2 separate regions of the Homo sapiens genome follow, and region 2 is linked to region 1. Evidence: chromatin contacts called from ENCODE Hi-C or POLR2A ChIA-PET data. All regions are on one chromosome and are shown on one strand. Each heading gives the region's core, a stretch centred on a gene start or an enhancer-like site at or near the end of the contact. The rest is flanking DNA. Distances are from core to core; before and after follow the strand shown. Region 1 holds the start of TRIM3 (tripartite motif containing 3). Region 2 holds the start of CAVIN3 (caveolae associated protein 3).

Region 1 (5,229 bases), core at 1,732-4,231:
AAGCCCCAAAGAGGCTTTCATTAACCTCAGAGCATGTGGTTTTCAGGGGATGGAGGACAGGAAGCCAGATGCAGGGAGTCAAGCAAGAAGCTGATTGTGAACAAATGAAGACAGCCAGTGCTGACTCCACTAGATCCTGGACATCTGCAAAGGATGTGTTTCAAGGCTTTTCAGTTTCTCCAAATTCTCAAATAGCATTAATTTTCCCCAGGACTTCCTCCTACAATCTCACAGGATTCCCAGTACACATGAGTTACACAGTTGTGAATGGAGGTAACCAAGGCATTGTTGAAAATGGATGCGAGAGGTCAGCTAGGCTCATTTGCTTGCTAAAATAACTCACGTCTACTCACTAGCTTCCAGGTTTATCTGATCATTTGAGACCTCAAAAAAATGACAAATGACTGCAGGTTACAGTCTTTGGGCTTTCTCTGAAACAAATGAAGCCTTGGATGAGGCAAAGTCCTTAAAGCCAATGAATCCTTTAAATAAGATTAGCAGGGAAGGAAAGCAATGAAATTCATGGCCATCTCCCCCAACATTGCCAGACTGAGTAAAGTGAATGAACCATTCAATCAAACTTCTCTGGGCACACTGTGGGCCAGGTCCTTCAGCTGTGAAATAGAGACACAAAGCTGAATCAGACACACTCCCTGTCTTTCACAAGTTTTTAGACTAATGTGAGAAACAGAAATGGAAACACGTAACTACAATGTGATAAGTACCATGATATTGACATGTTCAAATTGCTACAGCAGCAAACTGGAGGAAGTACCTAACTCTGAGGATGGTACAGAATAAAGAAGGCTTCCAGAGGAAGGGGTATTTGAGCTGGGTCTTGAGAGACAAATAGGACATTGATACGTACATTGGGAAAACAGTGAGTAAAGAAACAGAAACATGAGAAACTAAGAAATATGGAACAGATGGACAAGATTGCAAATCTCCAAAAGGCAGAGGTTATACATGATGCTTTTACATCCTAAAAGCATAAAAATAAATATGCTAAAAATAAATAAATCTAAATAAATAAATAAATAAAAGGCACCACCACTCACCCACCCACACAAGCGAGAACCCTGGTAGTCTTCTCAATTACACCTTTTCTTTCACCTTTCAGATACAAGCTATGACTACATCCTCAATTCTGCCTCTGAAATTTGGCTAGGTTTAAAAAGTTAGGAGATCTAGGATCTAGTCCTAATGCTGTAACTAACTCCACTAACACAAGGTGAAACTCTAGGTAAGTTCCAACCCCATTCCCTTATTTGTAAATTGGGAGAAGAGGGATGTTTTCTCAAAATCTGAGATTCCCAAGGTTCCCTCTCAAGCCAAGGGCTTCCACAGATTGTACCATGAGCCCATGATTAAATCCCATCTTGTACTACCTCGATGATTTGACTTCTAGTTTCCACTGTTAGGCTAAATGTGTTAGAGGATGGTCTTAGTTGCCTCCCCTCCACACTCCCCCTGCCCCCTCGCCCCCGTAAATAAATGTTTGCTGAGTTTTAAGTCACCTGTGACACTCTATGAACGCTCTCTATTCTAACCATATGGTTTTTCTGCTTTTCTGAACCTGGGCTATACTATCCCAACGATGGACTCTTTGCTCAAGTTCTCTCGGCAAGAATGCCATTGTCTCCTAAGTGGCTGTGGCAGTACCTGGCACACAGGAAGTACTCAGTATATGTTGGTTACAGGAGAGCTCTGTTTAAATCTCTGCAGTTCCCTTTCATCAGAGAGAGATGCAAAAGTAATGGCAGTAACAAGACAAGTGAATAAAGTCCCAAGAAGAGAGACCTCTGCTTAATATAAGGAAGCTTTTCCACAGCAGAAAGTAGCAAGTGCTCTGTCACTGGAGGCATACAAGCCCAAGGAGGCAGGGCTACTGTCAGGCCTGCAGCTCTGATTCCAATTCTGCAGCAAATCATCCCCTGCTTAGGGGATGAATGGGCACCAGTGAGCTAGACAGACTGGCCAAGGGAGACCTGTGATGTTTTCTGCACCTGCTGTGACCTCCCAGATGTGATCTTCCTGCTAGGGCCAGTCCTGAGTTTCTGTTGTCCACATCAGAGAACCCCCACACCAAGAACAAGCCCAGGGCCTGCCCTCAGTCGAACTGACCTCCCTGGGGTGCAGCCTGCCCCTCCAACCTGCAACCATCTGTCCCTGCAGGTTTGCAGCCCAGGATCTGAAGCCAATTGCAGAAGGGAGGAGGTCAGAACCAGGGAGGGGCCTGGGGTCCTCCAGGCAGGGCTCAGGCTACAGGAGAACCAGAGGGGTCCTTTCCTACAAAAAAACAGCCTCCACATGAGGCTTTCTGTCCACAGAGCAGTGCATGGGGAGGAAAGGGTGTCCTCCATCCTGACTGGTGGGCCTGTGGGTACCAGAGGATGGAAGGGGCGGGGGGTGGGGTAGGGTGGGGGTGGGGGAGCAAGGGGTGGAGGTGTCTGCACCAGGGAGAAAAGAGCCCTTCAGACAAGATGGGCCACAATATTCCAGAGTCCCACTCAGCACGCACCACCACCACCACCCTCGGCCGCAGCGTTCAGCACCCTCCGCCAACACACACAAGCTCCCAAACCCCGCGCTCCCCTAAGGAACCATCACCCATCCACCCGCGCCTCCCCGCCTCAAAACAGGGACCTCACGTGAGCAGCCACAGCCCGAAGAATCCCCCTGCTGCTCTCACGGACATGGACACGCCTCACGTGGGCAGAGAGAGGCACAGCTTTTGAAAATCATCTGTGCCCCCACCCACAGACGCTCCGACCCAGACCCGGGCTGACAGGAATACAAACGCACCCTTGGGGCCCGCCCGTCGCACTCACCGCGTTGGAACAGGATGCGAGGGCAAAGCTCGGACTGCGGCCACTCTGAAGGGCCCGCGGCGCTGCTACTGCTGCCAGCGCCCGTCCGCCCGGCCCTGCCCGCGCCTCCGCCTGTCCCCGCGCCGGCGCCGCCGCCGGACTAGCCGCACAGGCCGGAGGGAGGGGCCGGGGCGGGGCTGCGGACCGGCCGGGGGAGGGGGTGACTCCAGTAGGGAAGACCCACCCACGCCCCGCCCGCCGCCGCGGAGGCCCCGCCCACCCCGCCTGCCCACCCCTACCGCACCCGCACGCCCCCCCGCCAACGCCTCCACCTCCTGCGGACGCTGCCTCCTTGGTGCTGCTAGGGAGCCGGCGGGCCGGCGAGCCGGATCCCGGATCTCGGATCCCGGATCTCCGCCAGCTGCCTCCGGCTCCGGGAAGGGCGGTGTAGTCGGTCTCAGGGATTGAGATGAGACTCCGTCAAGAAAAGGCAGCTGGGGCAGCAGGGATTTCGGACTCTGGGAGCCTGTCTGGGCCGCCTGCCTCCTGGAGGCGCCCTTTCCGGCTTCCTTGGAGTGCTCCTATGGAATATGCTAGTCTATCGGCTGACCAGGAAGACGTAGAAACCGTCTGTACCTCAGCACGATCTCTGGGCGGCAGAAGGGCAGTACCCAGAACTCTGGGAGAAGGAGTTAAGGGGTAGAAAGGTGGGGGATTTGATTAGGCTTTGGGCGCTTCAGGAGCCCCCTCCTGAGGAAATTCTGGTTCAGACCATCCAGCGACTCCCTTCCTCACACCAAAGACACTGGACAATTCTCAGAATCATCGCCTTGTGCAAAAAGCAGCCCCAAGTGGAAAATAATTGTAACAGTTTACAGGGACTGAGTGGTTATTATGTGCCGACACAGAACTAGCCACTTTACATATATTATTTAATAGTCAGTAGGTAGCATCTTTTATTAGCCCAATTTTACAATGGGAAAAAATAGGGATCTTGCTCCCCAGACGTTAGCCCTCATCACTCAGCTAGAAAGTGGCAGAACCTGGAGTTGAGCCCTGTTTTTAGGCCCTACAACCAGCATTTGGAGACTCGGTACCTTTCATGTTGAAAAATCCCCAGTGGCCCATTAAGTGGCAGCTCATATAAGGACCACCTTCCCTGCCCCAAAAATCAAGCTCTAGTCAGATGATTGCAGGCTGATCAAAGCCCAGAAGACTGTCTGGGAGCTGCAGTATCCATGACAAAGGGCAAAGTCATGCCTGTGAGGATCCCTGCACTATGGGAATCTGCTGAGTGGGTCTTCCCCTTCCTCCAGCCTTCCAGAGGTGGGGAAAATCCTGAAAAATTCTGGTTTCCTTGGCCAAAGGGCATACAGGTGATGACACCTAGCCCTGACTAAACCAAAGTGCTGTTAGGGATCTTTCTTGTGACCTCTCCACAAGGTTCAGATTTAGGCTCAACACCTGGGTGCAGCAGGAGCTTTGGGAACCGCCTCAACCTCTTATCCACCTGAGTTCAGCACATAGCACAAGATGCTCCAGTGCTTGTGAAGGAAACCCAGACGGGGATCATGCTTGCAGTTTTGGGCTGGGGCTACTATGCTACCCAAGATGAGGGAACTGGAGTCTAGATGACACTATCTTAAGCCTCAGAGGACTACTTTTCTCAACTCTATACTTCTCCCATGCAGTCAAATTTCTGCTTAAAACACTTCTCAGCTCCTTCTCCAGAGGGCAAAAGTCCTTAACCAGCCTGCAGTCTTCATCTAGCCACTCCCTCTTCATTTTTCATTCCAAGCAATTCCTCCCAGTTCCTACTCAGAGCCTTCATTATATGCTAGCCTCTCTGCCTGGGATGCTCTTCCCTTTACCCTGCCTGTTTGTCATCTACTCACCCTTCAGGTCTCAGCTTTTTTTTTTTTTTTTTTGAGATGGAGTCCCGCTCTGTTGCCCAGGCTGGAGTGCAGTGGCGCAATCTTGGCTCCACTGCAAGCTCCGCCTCCCGGGTTCACACCATTCTCCTGCCTCAGCCTCCCGAGTAGCTGGGACTACAGGACTACAGGCGCCAGCCACCGTGCCGGGCTAATTTTCTTGCATTTTTAGTAGAGATGGGTTTTCACCGTGTTAGCCAGGATGGTCTTGATCTCCTGACCTGGTGATCCGCCCGCCTCGGCCTCCCAAAGTGCTGGGATTACAGGAGTGAGCCACCGCACCTGGCCAGGTCTCAGCTTTCAAACTGACATCCCCATTTCCACCCCAGTCCATGCCAGATGCCCCTCCTTTGTGCTCCCACAGCGCCCTCTGTACTTCTGTATCCTAATACTTATCACTGTTTTGTAGTTGCCTGGTTACTTCTTTCCCTCAGTAGGCCCTAAGCACTGTGGGCAGGGACCGTGTTTTATTCACTGATGTTTCCCCA
Region 2 (5,033 bases), core at 1-2,500, 150 kb before region 1:
TCCAGCGTGGGCTCCAGCGCAGGCTGGGCTTCCGGCTGGGCTTCAGCGCTCCGGCCAGGCCCAAGGCGAGGCGGCTTGACCGGGGTGGGCGGTGGCGCTGCAGGGCCTTTCCGGCCCGAAAGGGCCCTTCGGAGGCTCTGTACCTTCTGCAATCCGGTGCGCCGCAGCCGCTGGGCCCTGGACTCCACCGGCTCCTCGTCCGAGCTCTCTCCAACTTCGGCCTCCAGCTGCTCTGGGCCCAGCTCGGACTGGTCCGCCGGGCCCAAGGGCTCTGGTGCCTTCTGGAAAGCGCTGGCTGGGACTTCACCCTCCTCCTGCATGTGACGGACACAGCACTGATCCTGGCAGCTCCTTACCCCCAGCAGCCCGAAACTCACTCCTTAATTACACAAGGGAAACCTTTTACCTCCGCAGCCAGAGTCTGGGGGGAAAGGCAGGCGTGGGAAGGTAAGGGGAGGGAAAGCTGCGTGCGAACTGCAAAACGCTGTAAAGTAGGTGAGGCCTGGTGAGGGGCGAGAAGAGGATAGTGCCCGCAGTCACGGAATGCCCTTTCAACCACCGTTATTTTAGGGATTGGCTGGGACTCAGACCAAATTCTGCGGACGTGGCCTGAGCTAGAGCTGGGCGGGCTTGGATTGGCCAGGCGGGGCTCAGGCGTGAGAGGGAGGGATGGGGCTGGGTCTTGGGAAGTGGGTGCGGCTCTGTGAGTCTGTTCCACAGCAACAGACGGCGGGAGGGGTCAGGAATGTGGGTGTGGTAGGTGGATGGAAGCGGGGAGCCCCCAGCTGGTGGCCCACAGGCCGGCAAAGGCCTCGGATTGGGGACCGTTTGAGGTCACTGACCTTGAAGAGCAGAACGTGGAGCTTCCCGCGCGCCACCAGCAGCCCGTGGTTGGCCTCCAGCCGCTGCACCTGGGCTGCGCGGCGCACCGCGCGCTCTTGGGCGGCGTTGGCGTGCGAGCTCACGCGCTCCGCCTTGGCCAGCAGCTGCGCCAAGGTGTTGCTGGTGGTGTCGTGGCTGCGACTCAGAGCGCCCAGGCCGCTCTGGATGCGGCGCACGGACCCTGCCAGGCCTCCCTGCCTTCGAGCCAGGCCTCCCTGCCGCTCCCGCAGAGTCTCCAGCATGGAGGCCAGCTTCTCCAGCAGGGTCACCACCGTCACGGCGTGCACGGGACCCCCCGCCGGCGCCTCGGGCACAGGCCCCCGCTCCAACGCACTCTCCCTCATGATCCCTGACCGCTCTGCTCCGTCTGCCTGCAACTGCTGGCCGCACTACGGTCAGGGGCCTCCTTTCCCTGGCTCCTCCCCAGCTCCAGCTGTGACTCAGGCAGGCGGAGTTGGCCTTCTGGGGCGGCGGGAGGGCGCGAGGGCGTGGGGATGTTGGCAGCGGGGTCTCTTGAAAGCGTTTCGCCTTCCGCTGTCCCGCGCCGGGGGCCTGCTGGGAAGCCTGTTGGCCCCAAATCGGCCCCCTGCAAACCCTCTCACTCTGAGTTTGAGTTACCCTCCTCCGCTCCAATTCCCTGGTGTGCCTGTTTCAGTTCTCCACTGCAAAGGGCGAGTCACGGAAATTTTTATTTCATGCATCTTAGTGGGCGCAGAGACTGTGTTGGCACGGCAAAGAGATAACCAGAGGGGCCTCCGTCGCCGTCCACTTTCGGCCTCCCACACCAGTGAAGATTGCCCCCAGGCTGGATGCAGGCGACAGGGAGGCCCTGGAACATTCTGCTTACAGATCGCGAACTGTCAAGGCCCGAGGCCCCGCTTTGTGACTTGGACAGGCTGCTCATTGTGGGCTGGCGGGCGGGGCATCCTCTGGTGTTTTCCTAATAGTCATCTCCAGGGTTTAGCCTCAGGCTTCGTTTCCTGCTTCTTTATTTCGTCCTCTTGGGTAGCATTATCTGGTTTCTTTTCTCTAGTTTTCTGCCCTCTCTTTCTTTGGGTTTCACTGGTAAATCTCAGCCGCCCCGGCCCCAGCACCCAAGCTTGGAGGATAAGCAGGACACCTTCACCTCTTTTAAAATCCTTAAAAGCGTTAGACTAGGCACTGGTCTTTGCTTTGATAGAGGTTACTTGGGCTCCTGCCTGACTTTTTTTGCTTGTTTGTTTGTTTCTTGTGTTCTGTGGAACTGCGGAGAGTAAAGATTTGAAATTGCTGCTGCAGAGAGGGAGAGAGTGGGCATGGAGGATCCAGTTAATGATGTGGATTGTGAATTTCTAATGTCAGCAGTTCGAAACATCCCATGCCTTAGCCGGGCGCGGTGGCTCATGCTTGTAATCCCACCACTTTGGGAGGCCGAGGGGGGAGGATCACGTGAGGCAGGGAGTTCCAGACCAGCCTGGGCAACATGGCAAAACCCCGTCTCTACTAAAAATACAAAAATTAGCAGGGCGTTGTGACACACGCCTGTAATCCCAGCTACTCGGGAGGGCTGAGGCAGAAGAATCGTTTGAACCTGGGAGGCAGAGAATGCAGTAAACCAAGATTGCTCCACTGCACTACAGCCTGGAGGACAGAGCAAGACTCCATCTCAAAAAAAAAAGAAAAGAAAAAAGAAAATCCCGTGCCTTGTTTGTAGCAATACTTGGCAAACCGTCTCACAAATGCAAGTAATCCATTAATCCTGATGATCTCTCTCCCTCTTCCTCTTCTCACTGAACCTGTGAGGGCCACTTGTTGACAACTGTGGAAGAAACTTGTGTCACTCTGGAAATAGTTACATGGGCCTGAAGTGCCACAGACGTGGGCAGCTAATGCCAGAAATCTGGTGATGCTAAGCTGATGGCTGATTTCTACAAATACAAGGCCATAAGCCTGACCCCTGCTGCTTAATACAAGAGAAAATAAGCTCTCTTGGGAATCTGGTGGGAATCACCATCTCTTCCAGTGAAACTACATTTACCCAGAGAGATCCATCAGGGATGTACCAGTTAAAATGCTTTCAGACTGAGGGAACAAAAACTCAATTCAAACAGTACTTAGTAACAGGAAACTCAATTCAAACATAATTGAAAAAGAGGATTGGTAGAGTGGTGATTAAGTGTGAGTCATTCACAGCTCCAAATCTGGTTTTCTACAGTTCTCTCCACTGCTCAACTATGAGCCCCATCCCGCACCTCTCACACTCCCCCATGTCCCCCACACACCCCCTACCCATGTGTATGTGCCCACATACGCACAGGTGTCAGCTTCATTCCAGGCCTCACAACTCTGCACAAGATCTTAAAAAAAAAAGGGGACCATCTTAAAATTTAGGACATTTATTTCCCAGAAGCCTCCCAGAATTTTTACACTTGCCTTCCACTGGGTTACATGGCTTTTCCAAATCCAAATTCTATGGCTACAAAAATGACATGCATTGATGGGTTTAGGCCTATGTTCCCTAAACAATCACTGACAAGAAATCTAATAATTGGCTTTTGACAAGTTAGATCAATTCTGAAGTAGAGTAGATTCAGCTTCCCCAGGAGTATTAGGGTGGTATGGGAGGAAAAGTGGATATCTGTACAAAAATCTGGGTACTACTGGGAATGGATATTAATATTACAGGAAGCCTATGAAAGAATCACCAGCTTTGATGAGTGGGGCTAAGGAAATTCAGTGCATTTGGAAGTAAGAAGTACTTGCATAGATACTTGGATAGATTTGGATAGATTTTTTTTTTTTTTCCTGAGACCAAGTCTCGCTCTGTCACCCAGGCTGGAGTGCAAACGCGCGATCTTGGCTCACTGCAACCTCCGCCTCCCAGGTTCAAGCAATTCCCCTGCCTCAGCCTCCTGAGTAGCTGGGATTACAGGCACGCGTGACCACGCCCAGCTAATTTTTGTAATTTTAGTAGAGGCAGGATTTCACCATGTTGGTCAGGCTGGTCTTGAACTCCTGACCCCATGATCCGCCCACCTTGGCCTCCCAAAGTGCTGGGATTACAGGCGTGAGCCACCGCGCCCAGCATAGACAGATATTTTTTTAAAACCTGGTAATGAAGTGGCATTGTTGTCTGGAGTAAATACCCGAGATTGGTTGTGTCACAGCTATGGAAAACTAGGACATGGACACACAAAGAGGTTCAGAGCAGAAGTTGAATAGGCAAAAGAAAAAGAAGAGCTCTCTGCAGCAGAGAGGGGTCCCAGAGAAATGGGTTGCTGGTTCCACCGTGGAATGCAAGGGATTTTATAGATGACCTTAAGGAGGCAGTGTGTCATTTACATAGGGCACAAAAGATTGGTTGGACCAGGTGTGTCATTTGCATACAGCTCAAAAAACTGGTTAGGGCTAGGTATGCCATTTGTATAGGCACAAAAAGATGGCCACCCCCACCCTAATCTTTTATTTTGCAGATGGGTTCTCTACCTGGCCAGTGCCATGTTGCCTGTTTCTTTACTGTAACTGTGGTGACAAAGAAAAGGGAAGATGGAGCCTCCATGTTGAACATACCTGGCCCCCAGGTAGCCCTTTTCTATTGACACAGCTGCTGGCATTCACCCCTGCAGGCTTCCAGCTTGCTTATCTATGTTTGCAGCTTGATTTTTCAGGCTGTTCTTTGTTAGAAAAGAAATGATTTGGGGGCTGATTTTTGTTAAAAGGGAAATTCTGCTGAGGACTCTTTTGCCCTCACTATCTGCCTAATTTTTTTCCATCTCCTGTAGCACTAACTCCCTCTCTGGATATCTGGAACAAGGAGGACCTTAAACTTAACAATAAAGCCAATGATGGTTCTACCAGTCTCCCCAAAGCCTCAAGTTTAAAAGCCATATGAACTGGCTGATAGTGGAAAATGGAAGCCATGAGGTAAGTAAAAATAACTTGGGGCCAGCTAGAAGAATGCCTGAGTCAATAATGCAGAGATTGACAGAAATTGTAGTAGAGTGACCTTGATTATAAAGTATCCAAGGAAGAACTGTATTGCAGTTTCCAAAAAGGGTAAGAAAAGAAGAAAACAAAGAAAGATGCAGAATGATGCCCTCTGTTCAAAAATAAACTTACGAACCTTAAAATTTTAAAGGGTTTATTTGAGCTAAGAACAATTCATAAATTAG

The links. A loop is a pair of places that touch in the nucleus more often than their neighbours do. ChIA-PET counts read pairs that join two places held with the same protein, here RNA polymerase II (POLR2A). Pooled maps may share reads with other maps.
Region 2: a map of IMR-90 shows a loop between it and region 1 (25-fold over the local background). The contact joins the promoter of CAVIN3 here to the promoter of TRIM3 in region 1. A Hi-C loop is called at or near these places in 6 of 168 maps with a recorded cell type or tissue (IMR-90, Right ventricle myocardium inferior, ascending aorta and 3 more) and 20 of 50 pooled maps. POLR2A ChIA-PET finds 5 or more read pairs at or near these places in 10 of 52 experiments (AG04450, BJ, GM10248 and 7 more).

Annotation. Positions count from the first base shown.
Region 1 is chr11:6,470,960-6,476,188 of GRCh38, forward strand. TRIM3 (tripartite motif containing 3) reads right to left here and starts at 2,982. Exons shown (of 12, transcript NM_033278.4): 1 at 2,832-2,982. RefSeq lists enhancers at 1,643-2,582, 2,583-3,521 and a silencer at 2,879-3,108.
Region 2 is chr11:6,319,251-6,324,283 of GRCh38, forward strand. CAVIN3 (caveolae associated protein 3) reads right to left here and starts at 1,251. Exons shown (of 2, transcript NM_145040.3): 1 at 843-1,251; 2 at 1-314. The coding sequence starts at 1,226. LOC101927825 (a long non-coding RNA gene) reads left to right here. Exons shown (of 7, transcript XR_930998.4): 1 at 1-447; 2 at 4,335-4,442; 3 at 4,644-4,785. RefSeq lists enhancers at 1-664, 1,208-1,257, 1,468-1,827, 1,838-1,897, 1,928-2,017.